2 separate regions of the Homo sapiens genome follow, and region 1 is linked to region 2. A link is an interaction called in ENCODE POLR2A ChIA-PET data of the cell type or tissue named here. Cell type or tissue: Panc1. All regions are shown on one strand. Each heading gives the region's core, and the rest is flanking DNA. Links, peaks and the distances in the headings are about the cores only.

Evidence for each region. Peaks named below come from ENCODE experiments on the same cell type or tissue, not always from the same donor. Only the 100,000 strongest peaks of a DNase experiment are listed, where the experiment ranks them.
Region 1: POLR2A ChIA-PET joins it to region 2 with 8 read pairs; 2 of 35 experiments call an interaction of 5 or more read pairs at or near these places.

What each region holds. Positions count from the first base shown.
Region 1 is chr2:71,889,075-71,896,930 of GRCh38, forward strand. No RefSeq gene overlaps it. Among named protein-coding and RNA genes, the nearest start is that of CYP26B1, 250 kb to the right of the region's middle. RefSeq lists enhancers at 4,267-4,768, 4,769-5,268. In Panc1, for the core only: no CTCF peak of the experiment used is centred there; no DNase peak of the experiment used is centred there; H3K27me3 peaks cover 601 bases.
Region 2 is chr2:72,112,415-72,120,270 of GRCh38, forward strand. No RefSeq gene overlaps it. Among named protein-coding and RNA genes, the nearest start is that of CYP26B1, 32 kb to the right of the region's middle. In Panc1, for the core only: a CTCF peak has its summit at 3,897 (motif pointing left); a DNase peak (open chromatin) is centred at 3,177; H3K4me3 peaks cover 529 bases.

The DNA.
Region 1 (7,856 bases), core at 1,676-6,675, 220 kb before region 2:
CCACTTCGTAGTGGAAGCTTTAAGTACTATTCTTTAATTTTCTGTATTCTCTCTTTCCTTTGTCACAGTGACCTCAATGCTCCAAGTGATGGTTTTTCCACCAGCCTGGGTTCCCAAGTGTGGTAAACAGAGGCCAGCAGCCCCAACCACCCATGTGATGTGGGGCTTGCTTATTTCTTAGCATAGTGTAGCCCATTCTGATGGGCACAACTGGACACTGGAACATTGCTTGCCTTAGTTATGCTTGCCCAAGGCAAGAGCCAAAGCAGTGGGAAGATAGCACTTGCTGCAATTCCACTTTCCAAATCCCACATCCAGGGGGCAAAACCTGATTTGCATCCAGAATCATAGCTTTAGAGAAGTCTGGGAAATGTAGCTTTTAGCTTCCCAGCTTCTGTGATACTAGGTGTCACTCCCAGTGGATTGATACCAAGGGCCCACCCTTGATATCACACCCACCACAGCATACCCACCACAGCAAACACACCCTGGGGTTCTAAGGGTGTTCCAGCTCAAAGCCAGGGAGAGAGGAGTCTGCAACCTGATAGTTGGGCTGGGTAAAGGGACTCGAGGTACAAAATCACATGAGATGGACTTGGAAGGGCAGGTGGAGGGGAGAGAGCCGGGTTAGCCTTCTACCTCAAATGAAGACCATGATAATACACAGAGAGGGAGAGAGAGACTATGTGTTCTATGTGATGCCTGAGAACATTTCAAGGACCCTAGGCCTAGCTGATTGAATATATTTTGCTTTATAAGTATTGCTTTGTAAATTATCAAATGCTGTGTGAAATACTTCCATTAGACTATGAGCTCTGTATGGGCAGGGAGCATGCCTCATTCATCTATGTACCCTTCACATCTAGTACAGTGTTGGGCACATAGTAGGTGCTCAATAAATGTTTTATGAAGGAAAGAATTTGCCAATGTTCCACTGAGAAATTATCTTGGAGAACTAGACCCAATGTTCCCAGTGTGGTCTGACTAATCAGAACCTGGTGGGAACGCCCCTCCCTGGGTCTCAATATTATACTTCTATTAACGTGGCCCAAGATTGCATGATTCTCCTTGGCAGCCACACTGCACAGATGATTCATATTGAGCTTGAGGTCAACTGGAGTCTCTGGGTCTGTTTCACATGAGCAGCTATTAAGTAAGGCAAGGCTTCCCCATCCTGTCCATATGCAGTTGATTTTTTGAACTGAATGCCTTATGTAACATTTCATCCTGCAGAGTTATAGTCCATCCTTCAACTTCTCAAGATCTATTTGCATCTTAAGTCTTTTCATTCAATAGGCTATTCATTTCTCTTAGAGTTGCGTCATCCACAATGGTGTCGCAGAGGAGTTCTCTATCTCTATGCACTTTCATGACAAAAATGCTGCACAAGTCAGGCCACCAGGGACCTCCCTGCATGTGGATGTCAACTTTTTAATCAGTGTAAATAGAGAATAATCACTTAGCCATCTCTGATTCTGTCCACAAAATGGACAGACTGTCCCAAACTGAAACAATGAAGTATACAGAACTCCCTTGATCTCTGGGACCTACACCAGAAGGGGGAATGAGTTCATTCGGGAGCATTTGCCTTTCACAAAGCCACACTGGCTCCTAGAGATCCTCACATTCTCTTATGGGCTGTCAAAGACATTTCTTGGTTTATCAATATGTATCAAGAATCAGGAAGATGTTCAAATTATCAGAACTACTAACCCACAGCAAAGTTAACAGCTGTTATCTAAGAGTCCGGAGGCAGGGAGATGGCTGAGTGGATTGTGAGATATCCTCTCCATGGAACAGCATGTGCACCATTACAACAATAATTCAAAACACTTAAAAACCCAAAAAACTATGTGGTGAACACAGACAACAAACTTAAATAAAATGTGAACTCAAAAAAGCAAGCTACATGTTTATGTGCACTCCACGAAGGAGGATTTGTAAAGTACTATGCATGCATGGGGAGGATTCAGATATTGTACAAATTGGGTGAGGGAGACCAGATGATGGGTGATTTCTCCTCTCTATTTTGCAAACTTTTTCTACAGAAAGCAGCTTCTGAGGCAGAGGTTGAGTGAAGGCATTTTCCTGGGGATAGTGGCCCAGACAGAAGGCTGGGAATGAAGTGGGGAGTAGGGAGGGAGCTGACCTCCAGGATAGATGGCTGGTTGCTAGGTCCCCTGGCATTGCCCAGGAAGGCACAGGAAATGCACCTCAGGGCTGCCTGCCTTGGGGGACAGTGGGGAGCATTTCTCAGCTTCTGCTTCACGTTGCTCTGAGGTAGGGGCCATAGAGCATTAACTCTCTGGCGATTCCGGGTTATGCATGTGAGGAGATTCCTGGGGAGCCCCTGCCGCAGCACCCGCAGAGAAGCCCTGGGGGTGGGAGGCACCCTCAAGTGTTGCTCACTGATGGTGCAGCAGAGCTGGGGTCAGAAGTCAGGCAGGGCTGAGAGAATCCAATGCACTGTACAGGATGGATCTGACCTAGCTCTGCTAATGATTTTATAAATACAAAAACCTGCCCTGTTCTATGGCTGGAGATAGGCTTCCCTGTCTCTAGCTTCCAAAATCTATCTTGAAAATCAAAAGTCTTTATCCATCTCTGGTTTCCACCTTTCTTCTCTTATCTAAGGGGTTTTGTAGGTCATTTCTCTTGGAGCCCAAAACCCAACTCATGGCAGTCTATTAGAGTGACTTCTGTGCTCTCCCAGACCAAGCCAAACTTCTCCTGGGTGTCAGGTGGCCGCCCCCACATGCACACTGTTCCGAGGGAGGCTTGCTCACTCTCCAAAGAAGACAGGAGCATTTTCAGGAGGCAAGGGTTCAGCCATCCCTCTCATCAAAAGCCCTCGTAAGTTTTGAGGCATTCTGCCCTGGGGTCTGCCTTCTTGACACATTTGTACCATCTGATCTGAGGACTTGGGTTTTTTTGGTGGGGGAGTTATTTTTGTTCTTGGCTGTATGCTGAATTTCCCTTCTCCCACCACCCTATTTCTTGTTTGGTGGCGGTGGTGGTTTTTGTTTTTTTGTCTTGGATTTTTCAAGGGGCCACATTGATCTTTTGAGTCATCTTCTTTGGGCCACTATATTCTCTCTACTTGAAAGCAATCTACTTTCTCAAGGTCCACCCTACACAACTGGTGTTGCCACCACTCCCTTCCTGTAACATTGTGAAGGATGATAAAGTCCTTTTCTTCCCACGCCCCTGTCATTTTACCACTGTGCCCCTCTTAGTTGATCAGAGTTCAGTGTATCCTGCCAGTTCCACTTGTTGCTTTTTGAGAGATTAAATTATCAGCCGGCAAGAATGTAGCAGTCATCCTGGCTTTAGCAGATGTCCTTGTAACTGCAGTCCCATCACTCTGGCCAGGAGCTGGCTTCCGACACTTCAGGGCCTTGATCTTGGACTTGGAGACATACTTCCCCTTCACCTTCCACAAGAGGGCCAGGAGCTCTCAGCCCCCAAGGAGGGGCCTGGGAGAGAAAAGTTGATTAAAAGGCTGTTTTCTCAGAGCAGGTCTTGCAATCTGTTGGAAGCAGAGAAGTGGAGAGTGCCAGGCTTCAAATCTCGGATGCACCACTCACTGGATGTGATTTGGGACAAGTTACTTAACCTCTCTGGGCTTCAGTTTCCACATCTGTAGTTGCTAGAGCTTTCTTGATCTTTCAAAAAAGTGTCAGGAACTGTGGTTTTCCACAAAGCCACCATGACTTCTGCCTGGCTGACAGCAGTTGCAAGATGCCATTGACTATGCCCTGATTTCAGAGAGGCTAAAGTGAAAAAAAAAATGTGCATCTTAGAACCAACGAAATAGTGTAGTATCTACCCATAGAGTTGCTGTGAGAATTACATAACTTAAAATATGCGTAGCGCCAAGAGCAGTGACTGGCACATAGCACCATCTGTGTGTTAGCTATTTGGCTACTGAAGAGAAGAATGGCATTGATGAAGATCTCTGAGGAATGGACGATGAAATGACTCACTCTCCATGGTTCCGCTCTGTAGAACAGGAAATCAACTGTCCAGGGAGGTGCAGTCCCAGCCCCTCTTTCATCCAGACGTATAATGTGCCATGTGACTAATTCTCACCAATGGTATATGGGGGTCTCTTCTGAGCTAAGGGATTATGAAAAATAGTGTGCCTTCTCCACATCCTGCCCATCCACTGGATAATGGAGAGGCCTCTGAGACCCTGTGGGACAAAGGAGCGGCAAGAGGGAAGAAACCAGGATCCCTGAGTCACCACGTGGAGGAAAGTCCTCGGTCAGCCAATAACTCCTACCTTGGATGGCCGTATAAGTGACAGACGAACTACAGTTGAATGAGGCACTGAAATTCAGGGGTTAATTTATGCCAGCACCTTAACTAAACACACACCAATGTGGGCAGCTGTGGGGAGGAAGGGCACCTGTGGTGGGAGCTTGGAGAAATGGAAGAGTGCAATGAACTACAAAGTCAAGGGCTCGCTCAGCATATGCCAGTGCCTCAGAAAACAGTTGACAACATCCAGCCCACCACTCGCCTCCCCAACGCAGTGCTGACTTTATATTGAAGTCTTCATCAACAGACCATTCATTCAACATGTAATACATCTCTACCATGTGTTAGCACGAAGTCCCAGCATGACGGGGCTCTGCTGGGTGTGGTCCCAGCACGGCCCCCCGTCCTGTGGTCAGGCCCCCTCCCCGCAGCCCATACATCATCCTGATGTGCAGAAGAGACCCCATTAATCACAACACCTCATTTGCCAATGTGACTTCCTCGGCTGTGTTCCGCCAGGGAGGGAGGCCCTGCCGTCCTGCGGTGGGTGGGTGGCTGTCCGGGACGGCAGCCTGCACCCTGCAGATGGACAGCATGGCTTCCAAGCCTCAGTTCTGGGCCCTAGAGACAGGCTTCCGGGGGCATCTGTCTGTGATGGGGTCACGGAGGCAAAGCTGAGAGGTTTCCTCAGGAAGCTGTCAGGAGACCAGGGGCTACTCCAGCTCCACCTGGAAGGTTGCAAAACCCCAGCAGCACTACCTGAAGTGAGCTCTGAGTTTTATTTCTTTTTTGTTTAAAAAAATAAAAAATCCAAACACAAAAGGGTTTGTCTGCATTTTCATTCAGTATGTGAATATCAAGATTAAATGGCCTGCGGCTGCTCCTCTGTTCACCTCTCAGATCATAAAACCTCCACAGTGACTGAAAGCAGGAGCCCATCAAGTGGCTTTCTGTTTCCCGCTCTGTCTCCCCAGGGCGAGTTACAAGGAGTCCAAGTTACAAAGTGCAGGCTCCAAGTGGCCTGGCCCCAGGTGGCCTCAGAAGTCCCTGGAATGAGGTTCTCAGAATCCCAGGGCCACAATTGAGTGTGACAGGTTGACCCACGTGGATCCACATTTTCCAAGGTGCCCCTTCTAGGCGCCCAGGCAGGGAGCTGCTGAGCAGCCCCTTTCCCCAACCCCAGCACTTGCCTGGTCCAGCGGGTGGGCTCTAGACAGGGAGCTGGAAGGACTGTCCAGAAGAGAGTGGCCCCGCCTGCTGGTGAGATGAGCCCCTCTCATGCGAGCTCCGTCTCCTCTCACCCCTCCCCAGGATGGCTCCACTGCAAGCCCTTCACAGTGATTCGCACCCATGAGCATTTTACCCAACAAAATGTTACAACCTGGGAAAGATGAATTTGCTCCAAAATACAAAAGAGAAAAATTGGAGATAATAAATATTTAATGAATGCATTCAAATTTTATTAATTGTTCAATTTCATCCTCATGAAAGTTTCTTTCCATTTGAAAACAATTTGTACCTTCGATTTTCTCGCCTTGTACGGATGTCTGGGTCTGATGATGGCTGGGAAGTCGGAGCCAATCGTAAACTAAGCGAGTAAACTTAAGCCAAATAATTTCAAAAGCAAAATTATAAAAATTCTTTCCAAGTATTTTATAGCAAAATAATTCCATTTAATGTGGGATGTGGGTGCATTTTAATTCTTTTATATACTCTGGGGTGGGACCTACAAAAGTTAGACTGTCTGGTTCCCAGGAAGGCCCCACTGCTTTCCCTCTTCCTTTCCTCTCTCCCTCCCTCTCTCCTCCTTTTCTCTTTGCTCCTCAAAATCCTTTCCCTCTGCAGTTTTAAGGAAGTATCAAAGAATCTCCTGCCAAAAATGTTAATTTTTATAAAGATTGATTTGTTACATTTCTGAGGTCTCTCCTGGAGAGAGTCACTGGTGCTGATAGGGATTGCTATTTTTTGTCTCTTCCAGTCCCTCAGCTATTCTTACGAACAACAGTCCACTGCAGTGGACACTTCCTCACAGCAGAAGAGCTGAGGAAACTGCCCCTGGCTCCTCTGTGGCTGGCTGGCCACCTCACTCCGGCTGTAGGGTACTGGGCTAACGCCGTAGGGCATGGAGTCAGTGAATTTGGAGATAAGCCTAAGGGCTCAGCCAGCAACCAATCCATATGCAACCTGCGGTTTGGCTGACAGGCCCTTTTTCAACCAGACAGGTTGGTCACCCAGCAGCCTAGCACCTTTTTGCCAAAATGCTCGGCACCCCCAGGGCTCACGGATGGCCTCCTGTCTCCCAGGAAAACTTGCCTTGAGCACCTGAGTGACTCATGGGGCGGACTCATGAGATGCGGCCCATAGACCCCTCAGCAGGCCTGGCCATTCACAGAACCTAGGGTGCGGCTGAGAGAGCTCCTGGCTCAGGAGAGAGGACCCAAGGATACTCTCTGGAGGCCCACCTGGGACCTTCTCTAACAACCCTGGGGAGGGCCAGTTGTCTCAGCCTGGGGGAGCAAGTTCCAGATTATTTTCCAAGGGCCTCCTAGGAACTTAGCTACACCTAACTCTGCAGTTCCCCTTGCCAGGCCCCTCACCCCCTGTACCCCAAATGGCAACTCTTGAACAGCCCTGCTCTGCTGCCTCAGCCCAGAGTCTCTGTTCCAGCAGCCTCCTCCTGCACTGCTCAGGGCCCCAGCCCCACACCTGGCTAACTCTCCTGTCTTCTTCAACACTGAGCTAAGTTGCCACCTCTTCCCAGCTCCTTCTAAGGTACCAGGAAGGCTTCCCCAATCAACTCTCCTCTCCCCCAGGCCAGACTGATATATAGATAGATGATGATGATGATAGATAGATAGATAGATAGATAGATAGATAGATAGATAGACAGACAGATAGATAGATAGATAGATAGATAGACAGACAGATAGATACATATATACATACATAGATTTAATTGTCACCTCCATCAGACTGTTAGGACACATAGGGAGCATTATCTGTCACTGTGCTGCCCCCATTCCCAGCACAGAGTTGGGCACACAGTAATGATGGATGGGTGGATGGATGGATGGTTGGAGGAGGGCAAGTCTTGGGTCGAGCAGGAAGCTGGCAGATGTCCAGGGGTCTAGAATTAATTGCCAGCAGCTGCTGTCTTCAAACCTCCCCTGGATAGTGTGGGCTTTTGTGAGGCCCAGCGACGAGGCTTGGGGGCCAGATGATTTCCAGTTTTGCTCTGCCCCTCTTCTATCATCTTTTGGGTGACAAGTGTGAGTGTGTTCTCATCTAACCAGGAATATGAGGCCCCAGACCATCTGTCAGCCAGCACGAGCTCTGCCCTTCCTCCCCAGCAGCAGGGACAGGATGGAGAGGGTATGCTGTGATGATTAAGGAGCAGCCTCCAGTGCCAGGCCACCTGAGCGCCAGCCCTGCTCCACCACCTGCTCACTGTGTAATTTGGGGTACATTATTTTACTTTACTGTGCCTCGGGTGAGAGTAGGACTTGCTTTGCTGAGTTGCTGTGTGGATTTAGATAAGTTGATATGCACAAAGTGCTCACACTAGTTCCTGGCACATAGTAAGGAATGTGTGG
Region 2 (7,856 bases), core at 902-5,901:
ATAGGCAGTAAATTACCTCTTGTGCATGAACTCCTTGGAGTGAGGAATATATCATTTGCAAGGACAAATGCAAGGAGAGGGCCCATTCTGACCTGTGTGAGAAGGTCTGAGAATTTTATGTACATCCTTCGAGTGGCTGGTTTCAGAGCGGGAGATGCATTCACTGACTCAGCACTCACATGGGTGAGTCAGCAGACACCGGCCTGGGGGCCAAGAAAGCCAGGCTCTACAAAACAGTTCTACAAAACAAGCCAGTTGGCCATAAGGAGGTCACTTTTACTTTCTGGGACTCAGTTGCTTCTTCTGTTCAGTGGGATATTTGGACCAAGTGAAGTTCACATCCATTTTAACCCCACGGTCCCTGTTGTTATGCATTCACGGAGTGCAAGGGTCCCCAAGGAGCATAAAGAGGTGGCACTCCCCTTGAGAAAGCAGGGCCACTCACAGCACATAATCAGAGAGCACTGAGGAAGGTCAACTCAAGGCCAAAATCCCTCGCGCAGAGACACGGACCACAGGTGCTGAGAAGAGTTGCCCACTGAAGCTGGGCTTGGGAGCACACGTGAACTGGGGTGGAAACAGGCGGTGTCCCCCTGGCCTCACAGTCCTGTGAGCTCACAGAGGCTCTTCCGGCCTATTTTGGGCATGGGCCTGGAAGGCGCAGCTGGAACCAAGGGTGAGACTGGAACCAAGCTGGAGAGAGGTGAGACTCGAGAGTTTAGATCTGAAAGCCCACGGGCAGGCTGAGCGCAGAAGCAGGCCAGCAGCGAATGGGGAATCTGTGGAGCTCAGTGGAGTCAGATTTCTGGCTGGGTGCTGTGTCCACTCCCCTGGGTGGGGCCCTTTTGCTGGATGTCGGAGTTAAGTGTGACCATCAGACACTCCCCAGTGGCTGAATGTCCAGTCTGTAGACAAAGCTTAGCAGTGTTCTGCCACCAGGCCTATGTCCCTCCCCAGCAGCTATGCTGGGTTGACTCCAGCCAGTGAGCTGATGAAACCCAAGTCTGAGAATACTGGCTGCTCTGTGCCATCTGCCCCGCTCCATCATCCTTGCAACTGGTGGGGTAAGATGGTTGGTCCAGGATTGGGTGGTTTGTGGCTGGGCCAAGAAAGGGAGGTGGGAGTTAGGGGTTGACTTGCCCCAAACTGACCCCCTGTGACCTGGCGTCTCAGAGAGAGAGCTGGCCTCCTGCAGGGCTCCCCCAAAACTAGCCTCAGCCTGGTGCTGAGGCCTGAGGACCAGGGCAACCAGTCCTGGAAGAAGGTAGCAGAGATGGAGCGGGTGTCCCATGCTGAGAGCTGCAGCAGCCTGGCCCCATCAGAGGCAATGGACAGATGCTTTCCTATCCATGCAGCCTACGAGCCCCACAGTCTCAGTCCTTCCAGGCTCTGATTTCTGGCCCTGCTGGGTCCCTGCATGCTGCCCTAATGAGACCAGCAATGAGGACTCGCAAAGCCCAGCTGTCCCTGTCTCTGGAATTTCCCAGTAATCAAATGCCCCCGAAAGCCCAGTGAGTGTGTGCAGCCGGGTCACATTTTCGTTTGCTTGACAGGAGGGGAAAACACGTTTCCCTGTGGGACATTGTCTGCCCTGGGTTGGACTGAATCTTTGTTACTGAGACACCAGTTCTGCTAGTCCCCCACCTAAGTCCCCTCAGGTCTGTCATGACCCTCAACTTCCAACCCCTGGGAGGATGGCTGGCAGGGGAATGAGGCTCACCAGGAGCCGGGGCTTCCTCAGGCGTGCAGTTAGGAAGGCCAGAACCACAGCCGGAGCTGCAAATGCCCCCCAGATCAGCAGGCCTAGCATCCCAGGCTGGCCTGGTGGAGGCTCCCCAACCCTCCCAGCCATCTGGGAAGGCCCCCTCTCTCCAGGTCCTCATGGTGAGGCTGACAGTCACATGCCCCCACCCCCACCCAACAGAGCAGGCACAAAACCCCACCAGCTAATCTAGTCACCCCTCCCCACTCACAGCCAATCGTTCTTCTGTGGGGTTGCATGAGGACCAGAGAGAGAAGTCCCCCTTCCACCAGGGCTGCACAGACAGGGCAGCCCATGGCCCACCAGTGTCCTCCCCACTCAGAATGGAGCCAGACAGAGACATTTGAGGACCAAGAGATAAAGCCAGATCGAGCACCTGGGGGGCTCCCATTTGAAACCAGGAGCTGGCACTGCCTGAAGCGGGAGCCCCTGATGGACTCGGCGGCTCTGAGCCAGTGAGGACTTGTTTCCAGTTCCTTGTCTTGACTGACGGCAAGCGCCCAGGCCTTTGCTCTCCATAGCTGCCGCTGTATTCCCCAGCCTCACCCTCCTCAGTCCTCCACGCAGCACCTGCGGCTCTGCAGCCCTGGGCCAACACCATGAGGACCTGGGTCCTGGACTGGCTGTTGGACAGCTCCGAGGCAGAGGCCCAGAATTGGCTGCTGGGGCACCTCCCATTCCCAGGAGAGTGGGTTGCCCTGGAGCAAGGCTGCCTGGCCTCCTCAGGGAGACCCCAGCCCCTGTCTCAGGAATGCAACTTTCTGTGACAAGCCCACTCCATGGCACAGACTCCAAGCCCTCGCTCCCTGCCCAGACGCTTCGCTGGCTGAGATTGCCCGCGCTCTGCTTTCTGCACACTGCACAGCGCTTCGGCTCCTTAGCTTGAAGGTTTGTGATATTTCTTGTTGGAATAAAATGCCAAACCAGAACTAACGGTGGGACAAAGTGAGCTGTTAGGAAATGCCTCTTTGAGCCACAGCACAAAAATTAGCACAGCATTTCCAATTTTCTTGTGAATTGAGGAAGCAGGCACCTGCGAGGTCCCGTGTGGGGTGGGAGGGCCAGGGGTGGCTCTAAGCCAGCACTGAGGGGAGCAATTCATTCAGTCACCAAGTGGGCCTGAGCACACACATGGCTCATGTCAGCTCAGGCTGGGGAGAAGACCAGAGCAGAGGGCCTCGCCTGTGGTTTGAAGCCCAGGTGCCAGAGGCTGGCGTATCCAGGACAGAGGCCCGTGCCCCTTGCTCTCGGGGAAGATCTGCCCAGGAGCAAGATGCCCAGAAGTGAGATTCTGAGTGCTCCTCCAGCCGCAGCCCCTCGGCGTGTTGTGACAGGGAGGGGCCGAGGCTGGGGAAACCAGTCAGCCACTCTCTGTGAGTCAAGCCTTTGGCAGGCGGCCCCCAGCCCCAGGGCATCTCTGACTCAGCCTGCTGACTGACAGACTAGGAGCTCTATGGACAGGAGGCAGTGAAAGTGCCGGGAAAGGGTGGCACCGAGGGCAGAAAAGGCTCTCAGCTTCCCCAGAGAACTTGAATTGAGCTCCCTTCGAAGCCTGGCCCTGGGGCACCCTCCACTCCTCTCTCTCCTCCTCCTGGCACACCCCCTCTGTCTGAGAGCCTGAGCCTGTGAGTGCAGCCTGAGGGGCAGAGAAGCACACTTCTCAGTCTCTGGCAAGTGAGCAGCCCAGCGGCCCCCCTACTCCAGGGCAGACATCATCCTGCCCTCCAGAGGACCCGGCCCTCCAGTGAGGGTGGGGCTGATGCTGAAGGCTGAGGAAAGATCACTTCCTGGCCTTCAGCCCTTCCACACCCTCTCATGGGCCCCACCCCACTACAAGTTCTCTCCAAGCACTACTCAACACAGGCTTGGGGCCAGCCCTGACCCCCAGGTCGTTTTCTTAAGCATGTGTGCCTCATGGCCTTCCCCCACCCTGTAGAGTGCTGCAGGTTTGGCCCCTCAGGCCACACATGCTCATTTCTCCAGTTTGAGCCCGCACTTGCCCTGACTCTTCTCTATGTTCTCTCCCTCCTCCCAGCCTCCCAGGCACTGTCCCCAGCCTGCCAGGCACTGTCCCCAGCCTGCCACTGCCAAGGAGCCCCCAGGAGCACCCTCAGCCCCAGGGCCACCTGCAGGCCAGAACAGGGGCTGCAGGAAGCTGCACTTCTTCCGGCTTTCTCAGGGCCCAAGGAGGGGCCTGCTCTGTCCCCTTGTTCAGCTCCTTCTCTGCCAGCCCTACAGGAAGGAAAGGAGGCCACGCCTCACAGCTTGTGCCCCAATCTGGAGCTTCTGCACCCGTGCCCCAGGTCCATGGGGCCCCACCCTTACTTGTCTTCACTCTGAGCCTGGAGAGGCCCAGGACTTCCAGAAAGCTGCAGGCCAGGACCCTCAGCAGCTCCTCCCCATTCTGGGAGAAAGCCCCAAGACAGCCTCTGAGACGACTCTGACTTTCTAGCTGTGGAACGTTGGGCAAGTCACTTAGCACTCAGAGCCTCAGTTTCCTCACATGCAAAAAGGGATAATCGAGCCTGGGATATAGTAGAATGATGAATCAAAATACTCTCTTATTAGTTACTATTACTGACAGTTGGTCTGTTTTGACTCACACCTGTAATCCCAGCACTTTGGGAGGCTGAGGTAGGAGGATCACTTTAGGCCAGAAGTTTGAGACCAGACTGGGCAACATAGTGAGAACCCATCTCTACTGAAAATTTTAAAAATTAGCTGGGCATGTGGCACACGCCTGTGTTTCCAGCTACTCAGGGGGCTGAGACAGGAGGATCGCTTAAACCCAGGAGGTTGAGGCTGCAGTGAGCCATGATCATGCTACTGCACTTTAGTCTGGATGATAGAGTGAGACTCTGTCTCTTAAAAAAAAAAAAAGAAAAAAAAGAAAGAAATACTTGAGGTTGGGTAATTTATAAAGGAAAGAGGTTTACTTGGCTCATGGTTTTGCAGGCTGTCCAGGAAGCATGGCGCCAGCATCTGCTCGGCTTCTGGGGAGGCCCCAGGGAGCTTTCACTCATGGCAGAAGGTGAAGTGGGAGCAGGCGTGTCACACGGTGAGGGAGGGAGCAAGAGGTGGGGCCGGCTCCTTTTTAAACAACTGGATCTTGCATGAACTCGGAGAGTGAGAACTCACTCATTGCCACAAGGAGGGCACCAAGCCATTCACAAGGGATCTGCCCCTGTGACCCCAACACCTCCCACCAGGCCCCACCTCCAACACTGGGGGTTACACTTCAACATGCCATTTGGAGGAGACACACATCCAAACCATACCTCTGACCTAAATATAGAGCACTGATTCTGAACCTTAACTGATGATAACATCCCTGGACCCCTTTTGAAAGTGATGGAAGCTATGAACTCTCACCTCCAAGAAGGCACAAAAATAAAACTCGTAAATACAATACAGGTGCAAAGACCTCCGAGGGTGCAAAGGCCTCCTGAGGCCATCCAGGAATCCCAGGTTCATGGCCATCTGGGTCATATCCACTTTGGGGCTCTTACGAGCACTCCTGGACTTCCACACGTGGGAAGGGGATGCAGGGTCATTTGAGGATGGAATAGCGAGGTCAGCTTGATGTGCTTCTGCCGAAGCATTTTCCAGAGCTGTTCACTGTTTTCTACACCCATCGAGTGTGAGGAGCACTTACTGTGGCTGCACTTTTCACCTTTTGCCCCCTTCATGCATTCCTGTGTTCTTCTCACAAGGGCCAGCGTTGGACCCACAGACCGCAACACTGTGCTGGGAGGAGGGGCGAGCCCTTTGCAGGCTCCTGGAGACTTTCATCAGGAGTTCGCCACTGTCCAGCAAGGGCCTGCTGGGCAGCAGACACTGCTTAATTACATTGTCTCATTTAACCCCGTCCAGTGTTCTTCAACACTGAAATGATTCTCCTGCGTGGTGGATAAGAAAACTGAGGCGGATACACCAAGTTCTTTGCTTAATAGAGGGAACAGGCTTTAGGTCACACCAGACACAAGGAACATATCTACAGCCAGAGAATTAGAGACCACCAGATGAGATGCCAGGCCTTGGCAGGGAACTCAAAAGTGGCAAGAATTAGGGTGGCTTGTGAAGAAGTGAGAGCTGGTGGTCTTTTAGACAGGCCACGTATATAGGGCCATGTGAAAAAAAATGGAACATCTTCCTACAGGAAGCCGTACCTGATTTACTCTATCCCACATGAATAATTTCTCTGCTTTGCCTTCCTGGTTATGCACTCAATTTATGTTGAAACTTTTTGGGTTGAGTTTTATAAATATCATTGATACCTGGAGCGGACACTTAAGGCATGATCCGTCTCTCTAGCCACCCCACCTCTCCGCTGCCTTGTTTGTGCTGAATGATCCTGTCTCCTGGGACGGAGCTAACTAGCCTGGAGGAGAACACAGCTGGACCAATCAGATGCACTCTTCTGAGAAACCGAAGTGGGAGACTGGGAGATCCACCGCCAACAAGCCACTGGAGCTGAGTCACATTGATGAGAAGGCAACACCACAATCTCCCATTACTGGGGTCTCCAGGGCAAACCACTTTCTATGGCTTTGAGTTTGGGTCTTCCTTGGAGTCCATGAGACATCCAGAGTCCTCCCAATAAATTCCTTTTGGTGCTGAAGCTACTGCTATTTAGTCTCCTTTACTTGGAATTGAAAGACTCGGAACTGATCTAACTTTGGAGCAGGAAGGAAGCTCACATCCACCTCCTCACTTTTCAGATGAGAGAACCGAGGCCCAGAGAAGAGAGTCATTGATCGAGCACCTCACAGGTAGAGGACGTCAGAGACTGGACTGGACCGCCATCCCCAGATGCCCTGTGCAATACCCACAGTGTCAACTCTGAGGATCACAGCAGGGCTCCCCACACCTGCCTCCTCCAACAGCAGGAATCTCTCAGAGGGAGCTGGGTTAGGCAATGAAAGAGGCGCGGTGGGAAAGAGGCCTGGGGAAGAGGCTTGGAATAGCTAAGTGTGGCGTCAAGTACATATTTGTACTTAGAAGTTTGTAATGCTTTTATAACCAACCCATGCCCTAACTGGGGTTTCAAGTTATTCATGGGTTGTGGAACTCAATCAAGACTTGAAATATGAAATTAATAAAGAAGAGCCACCTGGCTGGTGACAGGCAATGATATGTGGGTTGTGTCTTGAGTTGACACCACAAGTTCGGCATCTGTTGGTGTGAGCCACCCACCCTTGGGAGGTGTCACCAGGTGACAGCCCTCCAAGAAGGGGTTAACGCATCTTTTCCAGCCCCCTAGCAGGCTGTAAACAACAACAAGCAGGTCAGAACTTGAGGATAACTTTTCATTCTTGCTATCAGCCCCAAAGGATATCCCAATTTTTTGGATGAACTGAGATTTGGCCTGATGAACCTTTGCTTGGGATGAAGGTACCTTTGGGTAGGACCTGGAAGTTTAGTTGGAAAGTGTGTGGTGATAGGATTGGGCTGGCCCATGCCCCTTCTCTTCATTCTCTTATCTCTTAATCCATTCAAAGGGATGAAAAACTGGAAAACTGGTTCTAAAACCTGGAATGGGGAATAAATAAGGGAAAGAAGGGGATAAAGAGATGAGAAAGTGTCTGTGGAGTTGACTTGTAAGGTAAACCCTCCACATAGGAAGGGTTGACACTGCCTCTCTGAGAAGAGGCAGCAAGTCCCAGACACAATCCACACCCACCCGTTGGCCTTTTCTGTCACTAATAGAAATCATTGGGCCACATCTGACTTAACTTCACTCTTTTTCTCCACTCTCTCTTCAAACTGGTGGAGGACCTTGGGGGACTTTCCAATTCTGGTTTTTCTTAAAGCAGAAAGACAGCAAACCACACAGGTCAGCTGCAATCCTCTGTACATCTCGACACCTCTGTCTGCATTCAGGACCCCACATATGAAATTCAGCCCTGCTTTGATTTCTTGTAATTCAACAGATGGGCCTGGCATGGTGGCTCACACCTGTAATCCCAGCACTTTGGGAGGCCGAGGAAGGAGGATGGGTCGAGCCTAGGAGTTTGAGACCAGCCTGGCCAACGTGGCAAGACTCCATCTCTACAAAAATTGTAAAAATTAGCCAGGCATGGTGGCACACACC